Linked DNA regions of Homo sapiens: region 1 is linked to region 2. Evidence: chromatin contacts called from ENCODE Hi-C or POLR2A ChIA-PET data. All regions are on one chromosome and are shown on one strand. The core of a region is the stretch at or near the end of the contact, and the rest is flanking DNA. Distances in the headings are between cores, read along the strand shown.

Region 1 (3,851 bases), core at 830-3,329, 220 kb after region 2:
AGGCCGGGGCTGTAGGGGGATTGGCGGGGTGGGGAGGTCCCGGGCAGGTGCTGGGAGGCGGGGGCGGGGCGTGGGGAGCCTAATCGCCCCCCGCCCCCGCAGGCCGGTCAGAAGTACTGGGGCCCCGCCAGCCCGACCCACAAGCTACCCCCAAGCTTCCCGGGGAACAAAGACGGTGAGAGCTGCTGCTTCGAGGCGGGGGTCCCGGGCCCAGGGCCACCTGGGGGAGGAAGTGTGGGGGGGGTCCCTGGGCCGGGGGCGGGGGCAGGGGCAAGGCAGCGGCGGGCCTGAGTCGCGCGCCCCCTCAGAGCTCATGCAGCACATGGACGAGGTCAACGACGAGCTCATCCGGAAAATCAGCAACATCAGGGCGCAGCCACAGAGGCACTTCCGCGTGGAGCGCAGCCAGCCCGTGAGCCAGCCGCTCACCTACGAGTCGGGTCCGGACGAGGTCCGCGCCTGGCTGGAAGCCAAGGCCTTCAGCCCGCGGTGAGCGGGGGCGGGGGATGAGCTGGGGCCCGGGCGAGGGGTGGGAGGTGCGGCCGAAGGTGCGCAGCTGTCGGGGCGGGCGCCAGGCAGCCTCGCTCACAGCGCGGCCCTGACGCCCAACTGCCCGCCCCCAGGATCGTGGAGAACCTGGGCATCCTGACCGGGCCGCAGCTCTTCTCCCTCAACAAGGAGGAGCTGAAGAAAGTGTGCGGCGAGGAGGGCGTCCGCGTGTACAGCCAGCTCACCATGCAGAAGGCCTTCCTGGAGGTGAGCCCGCCTGCGCTCCGGCGCCACGCCCCTCCTGCCCCTGCGCCCTCCTCTCCCCCGCCCGTTCCTGGGGTCGCAGAGCAAGGGGGAGGCCGGCACCCAGACACGTGGGACCCCCGGCTGAGGATGCCCCCATTTCTCCTCCCTAGAAGCAGCAAAGTGGGTCGGAGCTGGAAGAACTCATGAACAAGTTTCATTCCATGAATCAGAGGAGGGGGGAGGACAGCTAGGCCCAGCTGCCTTGGGCTGGGGCCTGCGGAGGGGAAGCCCACCCACAATGCATGGAGTATTATTTTTATATGTGTATGTATTTTGTATCAAGGACACGGAGGGGGTGTGGTGCTGGCTAGAGGTCCCTGCCCCTGTCTGGAGGCACAACGCCCATCCTTAGGCCAAACAGTACCCAAGGCCTCAGCCCACACCAAGACTAATCTCAGCCAAACCTGCTGCTTGGTGGTGCCAGCCCCTTGTCCACCTTCTCTTGAGGCCACAGAACTCCCTGGGGCTGGGGCCTCTTTCTCTGGCCTCCCCTGTGCACCTGGGGGGTCCTGGCCCCTGTGATGCTCCCCCATCCCCACCCACTTCTACATCCATCCACACCCCAGGGTGAGCTGGAGCTCCAGGCTGGCCAGGCTGAACCTCGCACACACGCAGAGTTCTGCTCCCTGAGGGGGGCCCGGGAGGGGCTCCAGCAGGAGGCCGTGGGTGCCATTCGGGGGAAAGTGGGGGAACGACACACACTTCACCTGCAAGGGCCGACAACGCAGGGGACACCGTGCCGGCTTCAGACACTCCCAGCGCCCACTCTTACAGGCCCAGGACTGGAGCTTTCTCTGGCCAAGTTTCAGGCCAATGATCCCCGCATGGTGTTGGGGGTGCTGGTGTGTCTTGGTGCCTGGACTTGAGTCTCACCCTACAGATGAGAGGTGGCTGAGGCACCAGGGCTAAGCAATTAAACCAGTTAAGTCTCCCAGGAGCCGTGTGTCTCAGTTCTCTGGGAGTCGGAGTGGGTCCTGGAGCCCCCGGAAACTGCACCTTTTCTAAGCAGTGCCGGGCAGAGGGCTGGCCGTCCGCCAGGCTGCTCTGCCCCTGAGCCCAGAGGGGACCCTGCCCACTTCTCTTCCTGTGGCCCTCCCAGGCCCAGCGACCAGAAGGCCCAAAGCGTGTCATCCAAGCCCGGCTTTCGCTGGGCACAACCCTAGTGGGAGCGGTGGGGACAGAGCCAGCTCGGCCAGACGGTCGGCAGGCCCCAGGAGGGCCATGAGTCAGAGGGCAAGGCTGAAACTGGATTTGGAGATCTTAGCCCAGGCTGACGGAGGCTCCCAAGAAGGGGGAGCAGGCCACACTCAGCACCCTGCGTGGGAGGGGCACCTGACCGCCAGATGGGCGGTCCACCTGAGCCGCACCCTTGGAGGGGCCTTTGGTGCCCTCTGCCGGCCGCTCCATGTGCTGCCGTGAGTGGCCGCCAGGGGTGCCCTCGCCCTGGATTGGTGGCAGGGGGCAACCCACAACCATGTGTCCCCATAGCAGCCGTGAACCCAACCCTGGTGCGGAGCATCCGGGGACACAGTCCTGGGGTCTTGGCCTGGGCAGGGGCGACTGTGGGGCTGGGCTGGGGGGGGCGTGTCCCTTGCCTGGTCCACCACCCAGCCAGGCCTGGACACCAGGCCACAGAAGCCCTGACTCACAGCTCAGGCCACACTAGGCCAAGTCTTAACCACAGTGTCTGGTCGGGGCAGCAGGGATTGTCTGGTGCCCTCTGAGCCACGACCCGGGCTTGATGGCCACCACCACTCCTCCAGGCCCCCGGAAGAGGCCCCCCCACCCTGTCAGATGGACCCTGCAGTGAGAGAGACAGGTCCAAGAGGAAAAGGGGAGGGATGGGGGCACCGGCCCTCCTCCCTGCAACCTGCAGCTCCCGCTGCCTGCTGAGCCACCACCTCAGGACGGGGATAGGCACCGGGGCTATATCTGCTCCAAAAGGGGCCTCTGTGGGCCCCAGGATGCCAGTCCTTGGAAGTGAGGGAGGCTGCCCACTCCCCAACCACTCCCAGCAACAGGACCCTTCCTCCACCAGGATGGTCTGGGCTTCATATGCAGCCTCCAGGCTGGGCTGCTCAGCTTCTGAGGGCCCCAGATCTACACCTGCTTCTTCAGCCTTCTCCCTGTCCACCTCCCCCAGCCCCATTTAGAGCCCCCTACCTGCTGTGCCCCACTCTGCCACCTGCACAGCTGAGGAGCCCCAGGAAGCCAGACCCCCAGACTCCAGCCCCCAGATCCCAGCCCTAGGCCCCAAGCAGGCTCCCACCCCAGGAGCCCTGAGTCCGAGGCACCCTGGCCCCAGCTGCCTGCTCGGACCTCTGGGCTTCCAGAAATTACCTCCCGTTTCTTCCAAGGGGCTTCCTGCCACCTCCTGAGACCCCCCTCAAGAGCAGATGGGACCACCGACCTCACCGGCCTGGTGATGGGCACAGGGTCACCTGGCATCGGGTGGGCTGGCTCTCTGTGTCCTCTCTGGCCACCCGCCCCAGGGGTGAGGATTGCCCCCCTTCCTGCCCTGAGGGCATCACTCTTGGGGGCCTGTGGTGTTTTGAGTGCTGCCCGCGGCCTCCGGAGGCCCCAGTGGCAGCCCCGTGAGGCAGGCGTGGATAAGAATGACCCGTAGAGGGGCCAGGTCACCTGCTCGAGGCCCGAGTTTGGGGCAGGGGCTGGGGTTAACATGCAATCTCTCTTAGTTCCAACGTGTCCTTAACCACTCACTCCCTCCCCGGCCTCCCTACCCACTTCCCCATCAGGCAGGTCCACAGAAAGAAGGAGGGTCTGCTGGTGCTGGCCCTGGTGGGGCCAGGGTTGCCGAGGGTCTGGCCGTGAGTGTGGGAGAGTCCACACTGGGCGAGGAGGGAGGGCGGGGCTTTGAACATCAGACCTCAGGGTGGGTGGCCTGAGCTGCCAGTGGGGCCACCAGTAGCCACAAGCAAATATCTCCACCAACAAGGCCCGTCTGTCTCGGGACAAGCATGTCTTTGTGGCGCTTGCTCCCCTTCTGTCCTCCCCCACAGCTGGCCCTGTCCGCCCGTGCCCAGTCAGGCCCCGCA
Region 2 (3,939 bases), core at 413-2,912:
CCTATAAAACAGCCTGTGACAAATTCGTTATAGCAGGGATGAGAAAATAGCTCACTGCAGCCTCCTCTTCCAGGGCTCAAGTGCTCCTCCTCCCTCAGCGTCCCAAGTAGCTGGGACTACAAGCGTTCACTACCGCAACTGGCTAATTTTTTCTATCTTTTGTAGAGACGGGGGTCTCACTATTTTGGCCAAACTCAGTATGTTGGTCGCAAACTCCTGGGCTCAAGAGATCCGCCCGCCTCGGCCTCCCAAAGTGCTGGGATTACAGGCTGCAGCGCACCCAGCCTAATGTAACTTTTTTTTTTTTTTTTTTTTTTTGAGAAGGAGTTTCGCTCTTGTCAGCCGGCTGGAGTGCAGTGGCACGATCTCGGCTCACCGCAACCTCCGCCTCCTGAGTTCAAGCCATTCTCCTACCTCAACCTCCCAAGTAGCTGGGATTATAGGCGCCTGCCACCACGCCCGGCTAATTTTGTATTTTTAGTAGAGACGGGTTTTCACCATGTTGGCCAGGCTGTTCTCGAACTCCTGACCTCAGGTGATCCGCCTGCCTCTGACTGCCCGGCCCAGTGTAACTGTTAACGGCAACATCGTGTGCAGTCTCCGGCTTGCATTCGGTTTAGTCAGCCAATCGCTAAGACGACACTTGAGACCGTTTTCAGATCTTTAGGCTTTCCACCATCCTAGAAGGGGGCCTGCCTGGTTCTAAGGCCCTTCTGAAACACTGCCAAACTGTCCTCGGGAAACGGTGCAGAAGTCCTCTGGTTTCCCCCAAGGCGCGTGGGCACCTTGGCTGGAACCTCGCCCAGTAACACGACGTGCCTGGGGCCCCTTCGTCATTTCCGCCAACCCCGGTGACAACCCTGACACCGGCCCCTAAGTGCCATTCCAGTTATGTTGCTCTCCTCCCCGCAGCCCCAGGCGGCAGCTTCGCGGCCCGGCGTCCGGTCCCCCGGTGGTCCCGGAGCGAAGCTCCGCAATGGAGAGCGGAGGACCCTCCCTCCCCGACCTCGCACGACCAAGACCGCCCACCTTTCCCCCAACGCCCGGCTGTGGGAGCCGTTCGAGTCTTCTCCGCCAGGGCGCTCCTTCCCGGGAGGCCGCTTCTTTGGGGGAATAAGGTCAAGGATTACGGGATTTGGGGAAGCAAGCTCGGCTGGGCCAGGATTGCTTGCGTAGCTCGCTGGAATCTAAGGCACTAGAGGGCTTGACGGCCACGTGAGGACGAACCACGCAGGCGCAGCCCCGCGCCCCGGGCAAGGACTTCCGGCAAGCCCCAAAGGGGAGCGTGCACCGCGATGACGTCCTCAAGGCGCGCCACGTCCGCCCGGCGGCGCAGCTGCCCAGCGCAACCTCGGCCCCGCCTCGATAGCCCCGGACCCCTGCCCCGCCCGACCCCGCCCCGCCACGGGAGCGCGCCACTCGCCCGCGCAGCAACGGCCTCAATAGCGCCAGGCCCGCGTCTACAAGAAGCCCGACCAAGGCCGGCGTGGGCGAGGCCTGGCTAGACGCTGACGCACCGCTGGAGCTACTGACCTCGGGACGACTGGCGGACGGTCGCGGGCCTGGAGACCCAGAGCGAGACGGCCTACTTCGTTCTCGAGCCAGCAGAACGGGTTGAACGTGTCGACAACCCCACCCGCCAGTCAGCGGCGCGGGCGTGTTCGAGCCGGCTCGTGGGCGTGGTCAGGTGCGTGGGCGGGGACTACTGGGCGGGGCTCGGCGCGGGGGCGGGGCCTGGCGGGAGTAGTCTCGGGGTCGGGGCGGGGCCCGGCGGGCGGGGCTCGGCTAAGCACAGTCTTGGCGCAGCGGCGGGGCCTGGTGGGGCGTGGCTCGGTGAGGGAGGTCTCGCTTGGGGGCGTGGTCTCCCCCAGTAGGCGGGGCTTGGTGCCGGGGGCGGGGTCTGGCGGGCGCGGGCGCGTGTGCGTGTTGTGGGCCTCGCACTGGCACGCAAGTCTCAGCAATTCCTGAGAATCCTCGGAGGAAGAGGCCGGGGCCCGGTGCGGCAGCGCCTTGGGGGCGGAATCGCAGGCGCGGGTCGGGCCTTGCTGGGGCGCGGGGCGCGGCCCCCGGAGAAAGCGGCCGCCTCGGGACAGGAGGGACCCGGGAGAAACCCCCCTGGGGCGGCTCCGCATGTCGGGGTCGCGACTCTAGGCGACCTTGGTAGAGGGGCTCGTTTGCGCCGAGCTCGCGACCCCCGAGGGAGCCACGGCCCCGTGAACCACGCTGCCCGTCCTGGCCACTGGCTGCCGCCTTTGTTTCGTGGGACCCCAGCCCGCAAGGCCTGCGGAGCCGCGGCCTCGTCCCGAGTGTTCTGAGCGCGGTCCGAGCTGCTCCTGCGTCCACTCTGCTGCCGACACCCGAGCGTCGCCTGGAGCCCTGGCACTGAGGGGCGCAGGCCGAGTTCCAGACCAGCCTGGGAAACGCAAAGCGACCCCACCTCCACAAAAGTGGGTTTTCTTTAAGTTTTTGACTAGTCCGCAATTCACAGAATTGACATTTTGGCAGATGAAGATTGCAAGTAAGGAAACTAACGGTATCTCAGATTTGTTCTTTAGCAATTTGCTAAACCTCTCCTCTGACTGCCTTTATTAGGTATTTGTTTTCGAGACAGGGTCTCACTCCACTGCTTAGGCTGTACTGCAGTGGCGCGATCCCAGCTCGCTGCAGCCTCCACCTCCCGGACTCCAGTGATCCTCCCGCCTCAGCCTCCCAAGTAGCTGGTACCACAGGCGCCAGCACGCCTGGCTAATTGTTGTATTTTATGTAGAGAAGAGGTCTCCCTGTGTTGCCCAGCCTGGTCTTGAATTGGGCTCAAGTGATCCTCCTGCTTCAGCCTCCCATATCGCTGGAATTACTGGCATAAGCCACTACACCCGGCCTGATCATCTTTAAAGAAGGTGGTTCTGGCCGGGCGTGGTGGCTCACACCTGTAACCCCAACACTTTGGGAGACCGAGAAGGGTGGATCACCTGAGGTCAGGAGTTCAAGACCAGCCTGGCCAACGTGGTGAAACCCCATCTCTACTAAAAATACAAAAATTAGCCAGGCATGGTGGTGGGCACCTGTAATTCCAGCTACTTGGGAGGCTGAGGCAGGAGAATCGCTTGAACACGGGAAGCAGAGGTTGCAGCGAGCCTAGACCACACCATTGCACTCCAGTTCGGGCAACAAGATGAAACTCTGGCTGGGCGCGGTGGCTCACACCTGTAATTCCAACACTTTGGGAGGCCAAGGCAGGCAGATCACCTGAGGTCAGGAGTTCAAGACCAGCCTGGCCAAGATGATGAAACCCCATCTCTACTAAAATTACAAAAACTTAGCCAGGCATGGTGGTGCATGCCTGTAATCCCAGCTACTCAGGAGGCTGAGGCAGGAGAACCACTTGAACCCAGGAGGCAGAGGTTGCAGTGAGCCAAGATCGTGCCACTGTACTCCAGCCTGGGCAACAAGAGCGAAACTCCATCTCAAAAAAGAAAAAAGAAACTCCGTCTCAAAAAGAAGGTGGTTCACACACACACACACACACCCCCAAGAAAGCTCAGGGCTGGAAGGCAGCCAACCTGGCTGTGACCCTCATCCTGCACACGTGAGCTTGGTGACCAGTAGCTGATTCTTTAACTCTCTAAGCTTTGGAGTCTGGATGTGAGGTTTAGAATTCATGACAAGAAGCTGGAAGGATGCCGCCAGTCTGACTCCTGGACTGGTTCTCTTGACATCTTTGCAAAAGCTGCTGAAATGTTCTGGTTTCATTTCATTCTTTTCTTTGCCATGATCTCTTAGATTTGTTCGTGGCAATTCTCATAAGAGTGAAGAAAATGTTTAAAATGGCTGTTGGGCTCCCTTTTGTGACACCTTGTGGGGAAGGTGCCCAGGTATGTATAGGTGCTGAGCGCACGGCCAGCATGGTGTCTGTGGCCGGGCCTCCCTCCTGGACAGTGC

The links. A loop is a pair of places that touch in the nucleus more often than their neighbours do. ChIA-PET counts read pairs that join two places held with the same protein, here RNA polymerase II (POLR2A). Pooled maps may share reads with other maps.
Region 1: a pooled map shows a loop between it and region 2 (5-fold over the local background). The contact joins the enhancer-like site here to the promoter of RNH1 in region 2. A Hi-C loop is called at or near these places in 1 of 168 maps with a recorded cell type or tissue (naive thymus-derived CD4-positive, alpha-beta T cell), 3 of 37 single-sample maps with no recorded cell type and 9 of 50 pooled maps. POLR2A ChIA-PET finds 5 or more read pairs at or near these places in 5 of 52 experiments (CD4-positive, alpha-beta T cell, activated CD4-positive, alpha-beta T cell, activated CD4-positive, alpha-beta memory T cell and 2 more).

Annotation. Positions count from the first base shown.
Region 1 is chr11:725,996-729,846 of GRCh38, forward strand. EPS8L2 (EPS8 signaling adaptor L2) reads left to right here. Exons shown (of 21, transcript NM_022772.4): 18 at 103-175; 19 at 309-489; 20 at 624-756; 21 at 906-1,732. The coding sequence ends at 986. Among named protein-coding and RNA genes, the nearest start is that of TALDO1, 20 kb to the right of the region's middle. RefSeq lists silencers at 1-60, 541-730, 2,332-2,421 and an enhancer at 1,192-2,097. Within about 2 kb of position 2,080, at least 21 of the 41 ENCODE cell types and tissues checked have a DNase peak (open chromatin) inside an H3K27ac peak, as active enhancers do.
Region 2 is chr11:505,580-509,518 of GRCh38, forward strand. It overlaps RNH1 (ribonuclease/angiogenin inhibitor 1), which reads right to left and starts at 1,663. Exons shown (of 11, transcript NM_203387.3): 1 at 1,534-1,663. It also overlaps a transcript of LRRC56 not described here. RefSeq lists an enhancer at 932-1,101 and a cis regulatory region at 1,017.